Linked DNA regions of Homo sapiens: regions 1, 3, 4, 5 and 6 are each linked to region 2. Evidence: chromatin contacts called from ENCODE Hi-C or POLR2A ChIA-PET data. All regions are on one chromosome and are shown on one strand. The core of a region is the stretch at or near the end of the contact, and the rest is flanking DNA. Distances in the headings are between cores, read along the strand shown.

Evidence for each region. Hi-C counts contacts between places; a loop is a spot of excess contacts on that map. ChIA-PET counts read pairs that join two places held with the same protein, here RNA polymerase II (POLR2A). Pooled maps may share reads with other maps.
Region 1: a map of CD8-positive, alpha-beta T cell shows a loop between it and region 2 (6-fold over the local background). The contact joins the promoter of CDC20-DT here to the promoter of KDM4A in region 2. A Hi-C loop is called at or near these places in 5 of 168 maps with a recorded cell type or tissue (B cell, CD8-positive, alpha-beta T cell, chondrocyte and 1 more), 20 of 37 single-sample maps with no recorded cell type and 16 of 50 pooled maps. POLR2A ChIA-PET finds 5 or more read pairs at or near these places in 19 of 52 experiments (A549, B cell, BJ and 13 more).
Region 3: a map of CD14-positive monocyte shows a loop between it and region 2 (4-fold over the local background). The contact joins the promoter of MED8 here to the promoter of KDM4A in region 2. A Hi-C loop is called at or near these places in 4 of 168 maps with a recorded cell type or tissue (CD14-positive monocyte, chondrocyte and naive thymus-derived CD4-positive, alpha-beta T cell), 5 of 37 single-sample maps with no recorded cell type and 14 of 50 pooled maps. POLR2A ChIA-PET finds 5 or more read pairs at or near these places in 12 of 52 experiments (A673, Caco-2, GM12878 and 8 more).
Region 4: a loop to region 2 is called in a pooled map, with 4 times the contacts of the local background. The contact joins the promoter of TMEM125 here to the promoter of KDM4A in region 2. A Hi-C loop is called at or near these places in 4 of 50 pooled maps. POLR2A ChIA-PET finds 5 or more read pairs at or near these places in 3 of 52 experiments (WTC11 and activated CD4-positive, alpha-beta T cell).
Region 5: a loop to region 2 is called in a pooled map, with 5 times the contacts of the local background. The contact joins the enhancer-like site here to the promoter of KDM4A in region 2. A Hi-C loop is called at or near these places in 2 of 50 pooled maps. POLR2A ChIA-PET finds 5 or more read pairs at or near these places in 4 of 52 experiments (MCF 10A, WTC11 and endothelial cell of umbilical vein).
Region 6: a map with no recorded cell type shows a loop between it and region 2 (9-fold over the local background). The contact joins the promoter of CCDC24 here to the promoter of KDM4A in region 2. A Hi-C loop is called at or near these places in 1 of 37 single-sample maps with no recorded cell type and 11 of 50 pooled maps. POLR2A ChIA-PET finds 5 or more read pairs at or near these places in 6 of 52 experiments (B cell, GM12878, HEK293T and 3 more).

Annotation. Positions count from the first base shown.
Region 1 is chr1:43,357,135-43,360,009 of GRCh38, forward strand. CDC20-DT (CDC20 divergent transcript) reads right to left here and starts at 1,539. Exons shown (of 4, transcript NR_183650.1): 1 at 1,416-1,539; 2 at 908-974; 3 at 669-766. CDC20 (cell division cycle 20) reads left to right here and starts at 1,847. Exons shown (of 11, transcript NM_001255.3): 1 at 1,847-1,872; 2 at 2,033-2,262; 3 at 2,356-2,504; 4 at 2,591-2,687; 5 at 2,835-2,875. The coding sequence starts at 2,082. RefSeq lists enhancers at 616-1,124, 1,236-1,295, 1,635-2,143 and silencers at 1,586-1,695, 1,886-2,035.
Region 2 is chr1:43,648,760-43,651,687 of GRCh38, forward strand. KDM4A (lysine demethylase 4A) reads left to right here and starts at 1,390. Exons shown (of 22, transcript NM_014663.3): 1 at 1,390-1,493. RefSeq lists a silencer at 1,157-1,276.
Region 3 is chr1:43,388,423-43,391,215 of GRCh38, forward strand. MED8 (mediator complex subunit 8) reads right to left here and starts at 1,378. Exons shown (of 7, transcript NM_201542.5): 1 at 1,337-1,378; 2 at 1-6. The coding sequence starts at 1,342. SZT2 (SZT2 subunit of KICSTOR complex) reads left to right here and starts at 1,477. Exons shown (of 72, transcript NM_001365999.1): 1 at 1,477-1,573. The coding sequence starts at 1,547. RefSeq lists an enhancer at 1-27 and a silencer at 1,468-1,797.
Region 4 is chr1:43,268,332-43,271,232 of GRCh38, forward strand. TMEM125 (transmembrane protein 125) reads left to right here and starts at 1,652. Exons shown (of 4, transcript NM_144626.3): 1 at 1,652-1,754; 2 at 2,350-2,462. RefSeq lists an enhancer at 1,283-1,786.
Region 5 is chr1:43,293,976-43,297,110 of GRCh38, forward strand. No RefSeq gene overlaps it. Among named protein-coding and RNA genes, the nearest start is that of TIE1, 5.4 kb to the right of the region's middle. Within about 2 kb of position 1,861, at least 12 of the 41 ENCODE cell types and tissues checked have a DNase peak (open chromatin) inside an H3K27ac peak, as active enhancers do; they include endothelial cell of umbilical vein, where a contact is called at or near this core.
Region 6 is chr1:43,990,173-43,993,133 of GRCh38, forward strand. It overlaps CCDC24 (coiled-coil domain containing 24), which reads left to right and starts at 1,427. Exons shown (of 9, transcript NM_152499.4): 1 at 1,427-1,574; 2 at 1,675-1,832; 3 at 2,040-2,215; 4 at 2,351-2,467. The coding sequence starts at 1,707. B4GALT2 (beta-1,4-galactosyltransferase 2) reads left to right here. Exons shown (of 7, transcript NM_003780.5): 7 at 126-996. The coding sequence ends at 276. RefSeq lists silencers at 1,581-1,690, 1,831-1,880.

The DNA of each region.
Region 1 (2,875 bases), core at 289-2,788, 290 kb before region 2:
ACAGAAACCCCACAGGTACCACAATGCCTAGCAGATGAAGTCCAAAGTCTTTAGCTTAACATTTAAGACCCTGACCAACTTGACATGAGACAACCTTTTCTATGTTTTCTGGGAATTCCCCACCTCTAACCTAAGCATATCCAATTCCTTATTTTCCAAGGTAATTGGAAATAGAGAATGCAAAGGCTTCAAGTCAAAGATAATAACATTATCTGTAAGCATCGGAGTGGACTTTAAGCTAATGACTGAAAATGATTTTTCCAGCCTCTTTCTGGGACAGTATAGCGTATTGTTTAGATTGCAGGGATTAGTCAGATAGTTTGAATCCTGGGCTCCCCTACTTATTATTGGCTGCATGCCTTTGGGCAAGTTTCTAATCTTTCTGACCCAGTTTCTTTTTTCTGTAAAGGGAAGATGGGGTATCTATCTGCCTTATGGGATTAAGGATTGAACTCGATAATGTATGTAAACTTTTTTTTTTTTTTTCAGACAGAGTATCGCTCTGTTGCCCAGGCTGGAGTGCAGTGGCTCGATCTCGGCTCACTGCAAGCTCCGCCTCCCGGGTTCACGCCATTCTCCTGCCTCAGCCTCTCGAGTAGCTGGAACTACAGGCGCCCGCCACCAAGCCCGGCTAATTTTTTGTATTTTTAGTAAAGACGGGGTTTCACCGTGTTAGCCAGGATGGTCTCGATCTTCTGACTTCGTGATCTGCCCGCCTCGGCCTCCCAAAGTGCTGGGATTACAAGCGTGAGCCACCGCGCATGGCCTGTAAATTGTTTTAACACAGTAGTTAGATGGTCCATAAATGGTACCATTATTACTTTTATGATTGCTGCTCCACCTCTGAGCACATTCATACAATTCACTCAAGTCATTATTAGAGCACTAGATTGAGTGCGAGTCAGACCTGGATTCCCACAAACTTCTTTGTATGACCTCGGGCACATCCCTTCCCTGGGCCTCCGTTTCTCCATCTGTAAAATATGGATTTGTTGTCGGGGTGGGGAGGCTGCACCACGCACAGGTTAGACTAATGGATCTCTAAGGTCCTCACATCTTTAAAGCCCCAAGGGGATAAGCCACAGTGCCTCCTGTAGGGCAGTCTAAGCTTATCTTCCAGATAGGCAGGTTTGAATACCGATCCTTTTTCTTGACCTTAAGGAATTCATTCACCCTTTTCAACCTCATTTTCCCTGTTTGTAAAACAACAGCAAACGAGACAAACACACGTTACTTCCTTTCTAGCAGGGTTCCTACCCGGCGCCAAGCAAAAGTGGAATGTACCCTAAGTAGCTCTGGCCTTCTTCCTGCTCCCAAGCTTCCCAATTCCGTCCCCTGCCCCGCTGCCGCCCGCGGCTCTCCTTCCCCTTCTAGGAACGGCTCAAGCGCCTTGGGCACTCCATCGGGTTCTGCACCGAGTTCTGCATCATAAATACGACTCTCGTGTAGGATTTAAGTGTGAACTTCTGCAGGTTCTCGGACCCTGAAGCACCCGGGGCCAGACATTCCGAGCTCGCGGCGGTGGAAGGCACGCAAAAGGGCGAACCGAGACGACTCCAGGACGCTGAGGCAGCGCAGGCCCCACCCGGCCCCGCCCTGCCCCGCCCTGTCCCGGCCGGCTTTCCAGTACTAGTCCTCTGGCGCCGGCTCCCAGCCCCTCTCGTACCCTTCAAATCGCGCTCCGCCGCTAGACTCTCGTGATAGCTGAGACTTTCCCCGGAAGGCCCGCCCCCTTCGCCGGAGAGGCCAATGGGCTAGGGCAACGGTTGCGACGGTTGGATTTTGAAGGAGCCAATAGGCGCTCGGAGCGGAGAGTTTAAGAGGCGTAAGCCAGGCGTGTTAAAGCCGGTCGGAACTGCTCCGGAGGGCACGGTGAGAGGTGGTGGGGCTGAGCCGAGGTGGGGCCGTGGCCAGGGGGAGGGGGTGCTAGGCCGGAAGGGGCTGCAGCCGAGGGTGGCCCTGATTTTGTGGCCGGCCAGGAGCGAAGGGGTCCCTTTCTGTCCCCTGAGCACCGTCGCCTCCTTTCCTCCAGGGCTCCGTAGGCACCAACTGCAAGGACCCCTCCCCCTGCGGGCGCTCCCATGGCACAGTTCGCGTTCGAGAGTGACCTGCACTCGCTGCTTCAGCTGGATGCACCCATCCCCAATGCACCCCCTGCGCGCTGGCAGCGCAAAGCCAAGGAAGCCGCAGGCCCGGCCCCCTCACCCATGCGGGCCGCCAACCGATCCCACAGCGCCGGCAGGACTCCGGGCCGAACTCCTGGTCAGTGAGGTGCCAAAGGAACTGAGTGAGAGCAGCCTTCATACTTTCTCCCTGGGGAGCCTGGTCAGACTGTCTTCTCTTTCTCCGCCCCAGGCAAATCCAGTTCCAAGGTTCAGACCACTCCTAGCAAACCTGGCGGTGACCGCTATATCCCCCATCGCAGTGCTGCCCAGATGGAGGTGGCCAGCTTCCTCCTGAGCAAGGAGAACCAGCCTGAAAACAGCCAGACGCCCACCAAGAAGGTATGTGTCCCAGAGGGGCTTAAGGCACGGGACCTGACTGTTCTTTGGATAATACCATCTTGCTCCTTCACTACCCTTTATGCCAGGAACATCAGAAAGCCTGGGCTTTGAACCTGAACGGTTTTGATGTAGAGGAAGCCAAGATCCTTCGGCTCAGTGGAAAACCACAAAATGCGCCAGAGGGTAAGACCCGAAGTTCCTGGTTCCTGGAGGGAGGTGTCAGTTCATCTCCAGGGCTGAGCACAGATATCTGTCTCCTCTTCCTATCTAAGATTGAGGGCAAGGGAGGTGTTGATTTTCCCAGCGTCTAGACTCACTCCGTTGCCACAGGTTATCAGAACAGACTGAAAGTACTCTACAGCCAAAAGGCC
Region 2 (2,928 bases), core at 140-2,639:
ACCCAGCCTGAGGCATAAATCATGATTGGTCCATAGCATTCTATGAAATATGTTCTTTTTGCCAACATTCATTAACTCTCATCTTTACAAAATTTGCAAGGCATTATTTTTTCCATTTTATTGATGTGAACTCCCAGGCTCAGAGAAGTTACTAGTTTTGAACACAGGCCTGACTCCATATAGCTCTTTCCAGGGCACTACCCCATTATTCATCCATGGTAATTCTGTATATTTTTTTATGACTCTGGTTGTGGGTATTTTACTTTCCTACTTGACCTTCCCCACTACCCTTGACAATCTGGGAATTCCTTAAGGCGACTCACTACCCCTCAGGAACCGCTCCTAATGACTTCTAGGAAGCCCCCTCGCCCTCCAGAAGTGCCTCTTCTGATTCCCAGGATGCCCCCCTCTCCGCCCCAAGAGCTGCTCCTAATGATCCCCCAAATCCCCGCTCACTGAGGAACTGCTTTTTTTTTTTTTTTTTTTTTTTTAGACGGAGTTTCACTCTTGTTGCCCAGGTTGGAGTGCAATGGCGCGATCTCGGCCCACCGCAACCTCCGCCTCCCGGGTTCAAGCGATTCTCCTGCCTCAACCTCCGGAGTAGCTGGGACTACAGGCATGCAACACCACGCCCGGCTAATTTTGTATTTTTTTTTTGAGTAGAGACGGGGTTTCTCCATGTTGGTCAGGCGGTCTCAAACTGCCGACTTCAGGTGACCCGCCCGCCTCGGCCTCCCAAAGTGCTGGGATTACAGGCGTGAGGGACCACGCCCGGCCAGGAATTGCTTTTTAATGACCCTAAGGAGAGCCTCCCTCATGGTCTGTCCTAATGACCCTCAGGGCAGCTTCCCTTCCCTGTTCAGGCTTGACAGCGAATGAGGGGTTTCCAAGGCCACGGGATTTTGTTTTGAAAACCGAGACACCCAGGACAAACCGGGACAAGACGGTCATCTTTTCAGCACTCCCTGAGCTCGGAAGCTGCCCCTAAGGGCCCCGACACATTTCCACGTTAGGCAAAGAGGATACTCATCCCAAGAAAACTTTGGCCTATCCTTTCGTTAGCGACATCCTATAGTAACCTCACCGCCCTTACCCATCTACCGGACCGGCCCACTTCCAGGTACTAGCTTCTTTCAACCCTGATTAGTTATGGGTGACCAGGAGCCCGCCTATGATTGGCCAGCTTCGCGATCCAGCTAGAGGCTCACTGGCCGCGGTCCCTAGTGGTACAGCGTTTCCTCCCGGCAACAGCCCGAGCCGGCGCTCATAGGCTGAGCACACTGAGGTCGGGACTGGGAGGTGGCTGCGGCGCGTGCTCATTGGCTGGTGTATGGCTTGCAGCCACCCTTGAATTGGTTGACTCTGTACGGCTGCGCAGATGCCGACTTTAGAGGAGGCGGAGTTTCGGCCTTCGCCTGCTGGAAAAGCAGTAGGATCGGCCAGTGGCGACAGCAGGAGCTGAGCCTAAGCCCTGGCGGGGCTTTGGGCTGTAGGTGAGAACTATAGGGTTTTGGAATTCTCGAGGATCATTGCCGCTGTAGCAGTGACCGTGAGTTTTGGTGGGGGAGGGGCGGTGGGGGTGGGTCTTCCAGCGGTGAGTGATCGGCATGTTTCTCGGCCAATAGGAGAAGGAGCTTCCAGAATGGGTTCTGAGATTGGTCCTTTCCAATCTTCAAGGCCAATGGACCTCGGGAGAGGGGGGCGGGTCATCTGGGCCTTATTTTCTTCTTCCTGCGGCCGAGCTTCACTCGCCAAGGCGGCGGGGCCGGGAGGGGCCGAACCTGTGCGCGGTGAGGTTCGGGGACGGTGGGGAGCAGGGTGCGCTGCCTTTGGAGTGATGCTCGCGGGAGCGGCTGCGAGGGAAGGGTGCGGGAGTCCGAGGGGGTTGTTAGCAACAGCTAGCTTTATTGAGTGGGTAAGTACCGGGCCTAGTGCTTAGTGCTTCGCTTGCATCATCTGAGCTAATCACAGCGACCCTGCAGGGCAGGGGGTTGGGATCCCCATTTTACAGGTGGAGAAACTGAGACTCAAGTCAGCTCACACAGCCAAGGTCACATAGCTAATAAACGGCAGAGACCGGATCTGTATTCAGAGTTTTGACTTCGGAGCCGGTGTTCTTGAATCTCTAGGCTTTGTTACTGATTGGGAGGGAAGGTGTCATGAAACGGGAGCTTTCCCCAGGGAACAGATTTGGGGGAAGGGAATCCTAGGGTTGAAGAAGGGATGAACAATTGAGGTGAGGGTGAGGAAATCAGTTTTTCAACAGTTACCGATTGCCTACTCTGTGCCATGCATTGTTCTAGGCATACAAAGATGAATAGGGGCAGAGGCTGATGAAGCCCATTAGGGCCCCTTTGAAGGCCCGGGGAAGGGCCCCAACATTGTATTCACATGATTGTATGTTTTTATAAAATGTGCAAAAGTAAGATATTTTGGATTCATTTTTCTTTTTAAGAGGGTCTTCAAAATTAAATAAACTTCGGGTTTCTCCACACTTGGAGCTGCCCTTGCAGAGGACTTAGTCCAGGTGGAGATGAGTATGTAAGCAGTATAGAGCAGTGGAAGGTGCACTTAAGAGTGGGCTGTGGGCAAATTTCCTGGTATGTAAAACAGGGAGAACAGTATACCTGCCATGCAAAGTTTCTGCCAGGTTCATGAAAAGCGCCTGTTTAGAAACACGCCTTATTTTTGATAGGAAGCCTAGGAGATACGGGTAACTGGATTTGCCTTCTCTCCTACCTTACACAGTTGTGCTCCGTGTTCTGCTCCCAGGCCTGTAACTAGATTTCTGGTGGATTGGAGGCGCTTTTCTCCTTTCTGAGCTCTCCAACTCTCAAAGAGAGTCTTGGAGCTGAACCGCCATACCTTTGGGCCCCAGATAGGGGGTACGGAACTGCTGGACCCTCAGTGAGGAGGGTGGGTAAAGGA
Region 3 (2,793 bases), core at 128-2,627, 260 kb before region 2:
CTCTCTCTGCACCAATAGGAACAGGTTGGTCACCCAGATAAACGAGTATGACACATAGAAAGGAGGGCTGGAAAGCCAAGGAGATGGTGTGCAACACCAGTCAGGTAACACAGGATCTCATTGGCATAGGATAGCCAGGTTGTTTTCTATCTTTGGTATTTGGGTTATAGACAGCATCAACCCTGAGACCTTCCAACCTGTTTGCCTGACCCCAAGTCCTTCCACCAACTGATTCCTTTTCCCCATCACCTCCTAATCTATGCCTGGTTTTTCTCTGTGTTAGGTACACCCTACACTCCCTCACTGAGACATTTTCGACAGACCTAATGCCAGGAGATCATTCTCTCATGTGCACCTCTGTAGCACATGCACTCCAGCTTCCTCCATCCTAGCATCTGTGAGCCTGGCTGTCTTGTCAGTCTCTGGGAAATCTGCCTACTCATGAAGACTTCTCTGAACACCAGTCCTGCTCTCCCCTTTCCCTCCCCCAACCAACGACTCCAGCTTTCCATCTGCTCTCATCATTTTGTTTCAACCTTCTCCTTGCTGAATTAATATGCAATCATCTATCTCTGTGTCAATATTCCCGTGCCTCTTTCACAAGCTCAGTCAACCCATTAACATTTATTGAGACTACCAGCTGCAAGAAACTAAGTGACAAATGAAAAACAAAAACCACACATGCTTCTAAGCACTGGACAAACAAATTAAAATGCTGGGGGTCTGCAAAGCATTTCCTTCCCATCGGTGGTCTCCTGTTTTACTCCATTTCTTCACCCTTAACAACTATAGGGCACAGGCTGGGAAGAGGGATGCAAAACTGTCTTGCAAACCTGCCTGACAGAAACTTGATCCCGGGTTCCACCATGGCCTCTGATTATAAGCTGCTTAGCTTTCAGCCATCGCGGCCCACAATTCCCTCACTGCTTGGGCTTCTTTCCAATTAGATCCCCTGCTATATCGGCAACCAACAGCCTCCATCCAGCAGCTTAGGACAGGGCCTGAGCCAACCCACCACCTTCTTGAGCCGTCTTCCTTGGACTGCATCTCAGCCTCCCCGTATTACAACCTAATCCTTTCCCACGCCAAGCAAACAGGTGCTGCCTCCTCCCTCCGGATTTAGCCCGACTGTCTCCTGTCAGGCAAGCTCCACCCCCACCTCTAATCGCCGCCGCTCCCGCTCCAATTAGCCTCGCCCCCCAGCCCACATTCCCTTATCAGCCGTGGGTTCTGCCCTCTCTTCTCAGTCCCAACTCTTCATTCTCCTTAGCCAGCCCACTCTCGGTCCCTGTACCCGAAGCTTGCCAGCCGCTAGTACGCCCAACGCAACTCTCACCTGCATTGCGGCGGCCGAGGCGGCTGCCACGATTTCACTTCCGGTTTTCCAGTCAGCAAACGCCTACGAGAAGGCTTCGTCCACCAATCAGAAAACTGGAACTCGGCCCTCCCACCAACTTCCGGTTCCTGCTGGGTGCCGAGGTAGCGAGGTCAGGGGTCAAGAGTGGAACACCCTCACTGGCCCGGGCCGGCGCGGGAGGGCTGTGTGATGGCCTCGGAGCGCCCGGAGCCGGAGGTGAGGGGCGGGCGGGCGCAGCACTGGGCCCCGAGATCCGAGGGGGAGGGTCCGGCGGGCAGGCGTGGCGTTGGCCTCCTCTAGGTCTGGGGGTGGCCGGGCTGCGTAGCCTCGGCAGGGACCAGCCCAGCCCGGAAGGCCCGACTATGGTACCCCTGCGGACTGTGTATGGGACGCGGTCCGCAGTTTCCTCGGGGAGCTAAAGGAGTAACTGTTCGCTTTGTTTTGTTTACTGACATGTCACCCGCGTCGTCGTCTCTAAGACTTATAGCGGTGTTAACAAAACTTGTATTTTGACTTTCTGTTGCAGTTTCAATGGGCAACACGGCAGTAGATTTACTTTGCTGGTTTTTGCATTTCTTTAGGCATTGGAATACCATAAACAGCATGAATTTATTTAGTTCTAGGGCTCATGCTTTTAGAAAAGCAGCTTTAATTTCATGAAAAAAACATTTGAGTCGGACTGAGACCTCGTTCCAATATTGGCGCTGTCATGTAGCTAATCTGTGCAACCTCAGGCGAGTCTTCCCGGATCCTGTTTCCTTCTTTATAAAATATCTGTCTTATAGTGTGTTGTGAGAATCACATGTAATAAACCAGAAAGGTGATATGATATATTCGTTAAATGCTAAGGAACATGCAAGGAACCTTATATATGTTGTGTCATTCAGACTTGTGCAAGGAAGGTGGCATTCTCACAGAGGAGAAAACTGAAAAATGAGAAAGATTTAGTACCTTACTCAAATGCCACTCATCCAGGAACTAGCAGTTTGGAGTTAGAAGATCTGAGCTTAAAATCTCAGATTCGGATAAAACACCACCACCAGGAAAGGTGCCAACATATCAGTAGGTGGGAAGGGTGAGAGATGTGTATAATGATAGAAATAGTATTCATTACTGCATACATACTGCATGCTCAGTACCATTCTAAGCTCTTTACCAATATCAGTTAATCCTCAGCCCTATGAAGTGGACACTGTATCATCTCCTTTTTTTAGTTTAGGAACTGAGGCACAGAGATATTAAGAGTAACAAAGTAAGCCGGGCGCAGTGGCTTACACCTGTAATCCCAACACTGGGAGGCCGAGGTGGGCAGATCACCTGAGGTGAGGAGTTCGAGACCAGCCTGACCAACATGGAGAAAGCCTGTCTGTACTGAAAATGCAAAATTAGCCAAGCATGGTGGCGCAGGCCTGTAATCTCAGCTACTCGGGAGGCTG
Region 4 (2,901 bases), core at 402-2,901, 380 kb before region 2:
GATGCTCTGTAAGTATAAAATAATACCTACCAAATTTTCAAGACTTTTGGTTCACGCCTGTAATCTCAGCACTTTGGGAAGCCAAGGCAGGAGGATCGCTTGAACCCAGGAGTTTGAGAACAGCCTGGACAACATAGCGAGACCCCCATCTCTATTTTTAAAAATAAAAATAAAATACCCTGTACAAAATAAAACTGTAAAATAGCTCATCAATAACATATATAAAAATGTGTTTTGGAATTAAAATGTATTAATTTAAATGTATTAATCTCATGGGTTTCTTTTTCATTTTTGAATGCAGCTATTAGAAAAGTTTATATATGTAGCTCACGCTATATTTCTTTTTTCTTCCCCGTGCCCCAGCCCCCGCCCGCAGACGGAGCCTTGCTCTGTCACCCAGGTTGGAGTGCGATGGCACAATCTCGCCTCACTGAACCTCTGCCTCCCAAGTTCAAGCAATTTTCCTGCCTCAGCCTCCTGAGTAGCTGGGATTACAGGGGCCTGCCACCATGCCTGGCTAATTTTTGTATTTTTAGTAGAGACGAGGTTTCACCACGTTGGCCAGGCTGCTCTTGAACTCCTGACCTCGTGATCCGCCCACCTCAGCCTCCCAAAGTGCTGGGATTACAGGCGTGAGGCACCATGCCCGGCGGCTCAGGCTATATTTCTAGCGGACAGGGCTGTTCTAGAATTATGACTGGCCTCCAGTCATCTCCGCAGAACAAAGCAAAGAGATGCGAAAGCAGGTCGAGCACCATTATTTTGTGAACTGATAATAACAAGATAAGGGTGATCTTGTTTTTCTTTTCTAGTTCATACACATCAGGAGGAGAAAGCAAGAGACATCACAGGGGCTGATCCAGGAGATGAGGGACAGCCTACAACAGCTCCAGCCAGCCTGCCCTTCACCAGTCCGGAGGGTGGTGTGTGTGTGGTGCCAGATTTGCCTATTAGAAGCTCCCACCATGTCCCTATTAAACTTTAGAACCCTCCATGGGCCCCTTACACAGCCCAAGTGCCTCACTATGGGCCTTCAAGACCCTGAACAGCCTGAGCCAAACTTGTCTTTCCAGCTTCCTCTCACATGCTTCCTGCTCAAAACCCCCACAGCTGTCAGTTCATGCTATCATTTAGTCTGCTAATCAATCATTCAACAAATATGTATTGATTACGTCCTACATACTAGCTACTGAGGTCATGATGATTAGCAAAAGAGGCACTGTCCGTCTGCTTGCTGGGGACCACACATCTAGCAGGGAATGACAGGTAAATACATAATAGGCAATTAAGCATATTGCAGTAAGAGTAGTTGTTGGGGAAGCACAGGGGCCATGGGTGCACCAAAGAGGCACCTCTAAACCAGCCTGCAAGTCAGGGAAGGCTTCCTGGAGGAGGTGGCATCTCAGTTGAAGAATGCAAGTTGCCCAGACTGAGGCTGGGGAGTGGCAAATATCCCAGGCAAGGGAGAACTCTTGAGTTCAAAAACTGGAAGGGCAGAGAGGAGGGCAGGGTGCCAGTGGCAAATGACTGGCCTGGTGTATATGGCAGGGGCTTTATGAGCCTTGTGAAGGAGTGTGGCATTTCTTCTGAAGTGTTTATTCTGGGAGTTCCTGTCTCCTGCCTGAAAGGCCTTCACCCCTCCTCCCTGTTCACTCAAATCCTGCTTCCCCAGTAGGATCCAGTCTGTGGGGCTCATTTGAGGGAGAATGAGCACGGGGCTTTTGGAGGCTGCAGCCTAGGGCCAAGGGATGGAGGTACTGGGGCTGTGTTTGGGGGTCCGCTGATGTTGGAATTTGGGGCTAAAGCTGGGTTTGAGGTTGGCGTTGGGTTTGGGGGCTGGATTCAGGAACAGGAGTCGAGGTTCGGGCTGAGCGTGAGGTTGGGATCTAGGACCTTAGTCCAGAATTTGAGTTGGAGTTAGGAGTTGGGGGCTGAGGTTTCTAGCCAGATTAGGGGTTGGATTTGGAGTTGGGACTGGAATTGAATTTGGAAATGGGGCTGGGGGTTGGGGCTGAGATGTGACGCAGGAGCTGGGGCAGGGGTGGAAGCTGGGAGTTCTAGCTAGGGTTTGCAGCTGCAGCTAGAGTTAGGGGTTGGTTTTGAAGCTGGAGCTAAAGCTAAATCGGGGTCGGAGCTGTGGAATGGGTTGGCGCCCAGGCTCTGGGGCAGATAGACGACATTCCTCCTGCTGCCCAGGTCTGCGAATTGTGTTCCGAGCCCTAACTGCAGCGGACAGAAGCCCCTCCCTTCACAGGAATGCCTCAGCCCAGCAGAAGGAGCAGTGCCACGTCAGCCAATCGGCTCAGGCCCTGCCCTGGAAACGACACCTGTTCATCCTCCTCCCGGCAGGCTCACCTGAGTGCAGGTTAGGCAGGTGAAGTGTCTCCCCGGAAACCAAGCTAGAGTGCCCCACCTGCTCGGCCCTGCCTTCTCGGATCGGATCCAGCACATCCAGGCTTCTCGTGAGTTCCCCCATTGTCCCCCAACGCCCCACCGCCCCCATGTTCTCCCACTCGCTTCTCCCCTGAGAACCTCCACCCCGCCCCCAGCCTGACACCCGTTGTCTCAGCACACCTGTGCAAGCATTTTCAGACCAACGAAGTCACAGCCCAGGGGAATGCTGGGACTGACTCCACGGCCACGCCCACCTCCCCCACTTCCTTGAGAGCATCGGCACCAGCCCCCGCCCACCTCGGGGGTAGGGGTCAGCCTCTGCAGAGGAGTCTCCGGGAGGACAGATACCTCGTCAGGATGTAACCTGTGCACGGCCACATAGTAATATTCCCAGAATGACCCAGGACCTACGTCTTCTGCCCTGTCCTGCCTTGGAGGGGTAACATCGTTTTCATGTATTCAAAAAGCACGCTTTGAGCATCTATGCAGGCTCTAGGCCCCACTGGA
Region 5 (3,135 bases), core at 611-3,110, 350 kb before region 2:
GGTCTCTCCCCAGGGGAGCAGGAAGCCCACACCTGTGTGCTGGTGCCATAGTTCACTCCAACTCCCCAGTGGGAGCCAGTGTCCCTTCCTTAGGGTGCGGGCAAGGGTGGAGCTGGCAAAGCACCAATATGCCTTCAGGGAGAAAGGGCTAGGGAAAGAGGAGTTGAGACACTGCCTTCAAGCCTTTCCTCATCATCCCTGTGTCACCACGAAATAAATCATGCATCATGAGCACTAATGGACTTGTGTTGTCACTACCTCTTATCCTCAAAGTAAGATTGAAGCCAGGGGTGGTAGCACACACCTATAGTCCCAGCTACTCAGGAAGCTGAGGTGGGAGCATTGCTTGAGCCCAGGAGTTCGAGGCTGCAGTGAGCTATGATTGCGCCACTGCACTCCAGCCTGGGTAATAGAGCGAGACTCTGTCTCTAAAGTAATAGTAATAATAATAATAATAATAAATAAACAAAGTAAGATTGAACAACCAGAAAGCAGCCCCCATGTGTGGCTCCTGCAAAGAATGCGTGGCTGTGGCCCGAGCCAGCTTTGTCTCATAAAATGTGTTTTGTATGCTAAGTAGGCTGCTGTTGTTTGAGGCAGAAGAACAATGAGTCACTTGTGTCATGTGCTATTGGGTGTGCTATTCTTCTAGGATTTCAGAGTGACCTGAGCTAAAGCAAGGACCTGATGGAACTTAAAGGCAAGACATCCTTAAAATTCATGCCTGCCCATCTCTCCTGGTCAGCCCTTGCCTTTTAAAGGGCACCACTCCATCATCACACAGCACAGAGTTGAGCTCATTGTTTTCCAGAATAAAATTTCAGATGCATGCTGGATACAAAAGGATTGTTTTTCTTCAATCATTTTTAAGAGTTTGAAGGATGACATGCAGATGAAAGCAGCCTCCCTGGGTGTGCTGGCCTTCTTCCTGTCTAGGTAGTATAGTCTAACAGGCCTTGGGCATAGTTAAGCTCTCTGGCTGTGGATCAAACTGTCTGGGGTCAAAGCTGAACACCATCACTTAACTAACCTGAGGATGCATCTGTTTCCTCATCTGCAAAATGGGGATCATAATAATGACACCCGGCTGGGTGCGGTGGCTCACGCCTGTCATCCCAGCACTTTGGGAGGCCAAGGAGGGCGGATCACCTGAAGTCGGGAGTTCGAGACGAGCCTGAGCCCGACCAACATGGAGAAACCCCATATCTACTAAAAAAAAATACAAAATTAGCCTGTAATCCCAGCTACTCAGGAGGCTGACGCAGGAGAATGGCTTGGACCCAGGAGGTGGTGGTTGCAGTGAGCCGAGATTGTGCCATTGCACTCCAGCCTGGGTGACAGAGCGAGACTCCATCTCAAAATAACAATAATAATAATAATAATAATAGTGACACCCATCTCAAAAGGCTGAGAGTCCATGAGGTGTAGGCATCACCTTTTCCCGGCACCTGTAAACCCGTAGCAACTGTTAGCCATTATAATTGAGGTTTGTTGGTGTTCTAGCATAAGACTCTGCATTGCTGGGTAAATTCCATTCTGACCAAAGTGGGTAAAAGTTTGTTATGCTTTACTAAGTACACTCTGAGCTTCTAACTGCCTGAACCCTATGTGGGTGTTGATTTCAGTTTCTGACCTCACAGGACTCCTCTGGGCCAAATGGCCTTTGTCAAGCAGTTTCTATAAAAGGGACTTCTTTCAGAGCCTTGTTGAATTAACTGGGGCTTCCTTTAAATAAGGGCTTGTTTTTAGAAGCTTTCTTTTTCCAACAAGGAAAAGAACACAATGGATTCCAAGTAATCTCCAGTCCTCATCACAGCTTGTCACAAACACCTGGCACGTCTTTTCTGACTAGAGTGAAAACACACACACACACACACACACACACACACACACACACACACACACACACTAGCTTCAGGGACACAGCCTCAGCCTGATGCTCCAAAAGCATTTACTGCAAACTTCCTCTCACTACAGAGTTATTTCCTGGAAGAACAACAAAAACTGTTTTTGAATTGACAATGTGGCTTTAGTTGCTGCTGAAGTTAAGTGAAAGTACCAACCATTGTTACTATTAACCTAAACAAAATCTTAAAAGAATTACTTTCTTTTTCTTTTCTTTTTTTTGGACAACAACAAGAACAAGATATTTTTCCTTTCTTTGCTGATCAGTATGAAGAATGATTTATCAGTAAAGTCAATTTCAGGCAAAGGCAGAACTTAGGAATTGGGTTAAAGTGTTGCTTATTTCAACCAAAAGAAAACTTTCTAATTTGTTTGGGCAGCATTTACTTGGTTCTTCGAAAAGCAATTGTGACAAACAGTACAGAGAGTTAAGGCACTTATTGGCATATAAAAAGATGCCAGCATTTGGAGTTGCACATAACAAAGAAATATCTTAAATACTTTTCAAAATATTCTAGGAGCCAAGACACAAGGGCATGCTTCAGGAGAACACAGGAATGTAATTTGGGAGGAAAATTGCAACTACCCCTTCCCTTTAAAATCACTGAGCAAAACAAAGCAGCATTCTACTTCACATACTGACTTTACATAGTTTATATATAATAGTTTGACTTTAAGAAGCAAAGATGGGACTCTCACTGTTTATCTTTTATTTATTCTTTTTTATTTTTTGAGACAAAGTCTCACTCTGTCACCCAGGCTGGAGTGCAATGGCATGATCTCAGCTCACTGCAACCTCTGCCTCCTGGGTTCAAGCAATTCTTGTGCCTCAGCCTCCCAAGTAGCTGGGACTACAGGCGCGTGCTACCACATCTGGTTAATCTTTTTGTATTTTTAGTAGACATGGGGTTTCACTATGTTGGCCAGGGTGGTCTTGAACTCCTGGCCTCAGGCGATCTGCCTGCCTCGACCTCCCAAAGTGCTGGGATTACAGGCATGAGCCACTGTGCCGGGCCTCTCACTATTTTGAAAAATAATTGCATGGTCACCCATGTAACCCACCCCAGTCTGGCAAGTTTAATTGGGAGAGGTCTCCGTTACTTAGAAGAGTACCAATTTGACACTTTAATTCAGATAGCCCTGACTTCATTTTTGGGGAGCAACTTAGAGAGGTTCATTCTTTCCCCCCTGACTCATCCTCTGTTGATCCAGTCCCGAATTTCACCAGCT
Region 6 (2,961 bases), core at 177-2,676, 340 kb after region 2:
GTTTTTAAGGTTCCCTGGGGTCCCCTTGGCCAAAAGGGGGTCCATTTAGTTGGTTGGGGGGTGTAGGATTTTATTTTTAGTTTACAGTTGTTAGCCCTGATGTGGACCATTTCCATCCTATCTAGGTTTACCAAGATTCAAAACACGAAGCTGACCATGAAGCGGGACGGCATTGGGTCAGTGCGGTACCAGGTCTTGGAGGTGTCTCGGCAACCACTCTTCACCAATATCACAGTGGACATTGGGCGGCCTCCGTCGTGGCCCCCTCGGGGCTGACACTAATGGACAGAGGCTCTCGGTGCCGAAGATTGCCTGCCAGAGGACTGACCACAGCCTGGCTGGCAGCTGCTCTGTGGAGGACCTCCAGGACTGAGACTGGGCTCTGTTTTCCAAGGGTCTTCACTAGGCCCCCTAGCTACACCTGGAAGTTTCAGAACCCACTTTGGGGGGCCTCCTGCCTGGGCAGGCTCTTCAAGTGTGGCCCTCTTTGGAGTCAACCCTCCTTCCCGACCCCCTCCCCCTAGCCCAGCCCCAGTCACTGTCAGGGTCGGGCCAGCCCCTGCACTGCCTCGCAGAGTGGCCTGGGCTAGGTCACTCCACCTCTCTGTGCCTCAGTTTCCCCCCCTTGAGTCCCCTAGGGCCTGGAAGGGTGGGAGGTATGTCTAGGGGGCAGTGTCTCTTCCAGGGGGAATTCTCAGCTCTTGGGAACCCCCTTGCTCCCAGGGGAGGGGAAACCTTTTTCATTCAACATTGTAGGGGGCAAGCTTTGGTGCGCCCCCTGCTGAGGAGCAGCCCCAGGAGGGGACCAGAGGGGATGCTGTGTCGCTGCCTGGGATCTTGGGGTTGGCCTTTGCATGGGAGGCAGGTGGGGCTTGGATCAGTAAGTCTGGTTCCCGCCTCCCTGTCTGAGAGAGGAGGCAGGAGCCCCAGGGCCGGCTTGTGTTTGTACATTGCACAGAAACTTGTGTGGGTGCTTTAGTAAAAAACGTGAATGGAGCAGCTCCCTTGTCTGTTTGGGGGTGGGGGTCGGGTCCCTGAACGTGGTTACCCTGAGTGTGTTGTGGTGGAAGGGCACTTGGGGAACCTGGCCCAACAAGTAAACCTGACCCGGGCCATCCTGGTTCTCCAAGCGCTGCCACTCCCTAGGCTTTCACTGGCCTTAAGGGGAAGTTTGTCCTTGCACTGCTTCCGGGACAGTGGAGGCGACGAAGTAATAAACCCGTGGACCCAGATTTCTCAGGTCTTAACACGTTCCCTGAGGCCTAAAGGTGCCCAGGGCCGAGCCCAAAGTGCTTGGGTCAGGGCTCGGTGGAGCGCCGAGGTGAGTCTGAACTCCCAGCCGGCACGCGCCGCCCGCCGGACCAAACACGGGAGGGGGCGGGGCCCTAGAGTCGCGGCGTGGTTTCCCGGGTGATGGCCACGCGGAAGAGGTGGGGCTAGGGCCCTGGTTCCCACTGCCTGGTTTCTGGGCCCCCGGCATCCGAGTCGGCCAAAAGCCGGGCAGAAGAGAGCGCCAAGGACTGGCAGTTCCGGAACGGGCAATCCCAGCCGAGGGGACCAGCGGCAGAGCACGGGTGGGGCTTGGGAGAGGGCGGGGCCCATAGAGGGGCGGGGTTTGGTGAGCGTTGCCGGCGGGCCCGCGGTACCTCCCGCACTCTGACCTGCGGCCCGTAGGTCCGAGCCGGGGACGGCGGCGTCGGTGGGTCATGCTCCGGCACTCCCCCTCGCTGTGGGAGCTGGTGGAGGAGCACGTTCCGCTCCGGGAGCGACGCGAAGTGAAGAGGATTCTGGGGGAGGCGGCGGTGGACCTGAGCCTGGAGCTGCGGGCGGAGGTGGGGAGAGGGAAGGTGGGCCACGCCCCTGGCCTGCCCCACGACTCGGGTGATTTCCCACCTCTGCGGGTCCCTGGCCCTGCCGGGTAACTCCCGAGATCCTATCCTGGTCTCCCCTTTGACTCCGCCCTCTCCCTCACTCCCCCAGCCCCCACCATTCCGGACACTCCCCTCCCCAGTCGCAAGGTATCCCAGCTCTCCTTGCAGGTGGCGATGTTACGGGCACTGCTCCAAGAGGCTCGATCCTCTCAAGCCCCCAGCTCCCGCCCCATCTCTGACCCCTCTTCTCTTCTGGCACCACCGCCTCTCCTAAAGGACCTCTTGCGCCAGGAGCTCCGGCAGTTGCTCCAGGGTCTCCGCCACAAAGCCATCTGTGAGGGCAGGTGGGAGCCTCAGGCCTGGGCCCTTTCCCTAGATACCAGGTGGGCTAGCGCTGCCCCTAACAAGGAGCCAGGGTTGCCTTTTCTGTGGTTTCCAGAAAGGAGCCTCTCAGCTTCCTTCCTGTGCACCTTCTGCAGGGACCAGGCCCAAGCTTGGGTCCAGTATAGCCCCAGGGTCCTGCACTTTGCCTTGGAGGAGCCCAGGTGTGATTTGCCAGAACAGGAGATATTCCAGATGAGAGGTGGTGGGCCCAGGTAAGGTGATGGTAGGAGAGAGGGATCTGTCCCTGCTTGGCAGAGGGCCCTAGCCCACTGGTGGGTTGCACCTGGCTCCATGCAGGAGATTCCAGTCACGGGCTGGGCACTTCCACCGCCACTTGTGATAGAGATTATCAGCCCATGAGGGCTACTGAAACCCAGAGGAAACACCTGCCTAGCCTGGGGACAGGCAAAGCTTCCTGGAGAAAGTGGTTTGATCTGCGTGTTGTAGTATGAGGAGCAGTTTTCAGGGAGATGAAAGAGAAGAGCTTTGTAGGAAGAGGGAAGAAAGGAAGCCATGTCCAGCAGGCGGTTGTTCCTCTGGCCTAGAGAACAGGAGTGAGGGCTGGGCTAGGGAGGCAGGGAGAGCTGAAGAGGATGGTCACAAATGGTATTTACAGCTGGGACTGAATGAGATAAAATATTCATAAGTGGATGGCAGCAACTTCTTATTCTAATCCTCACACAGCCTGAGGAGGTGGGCAAAATCT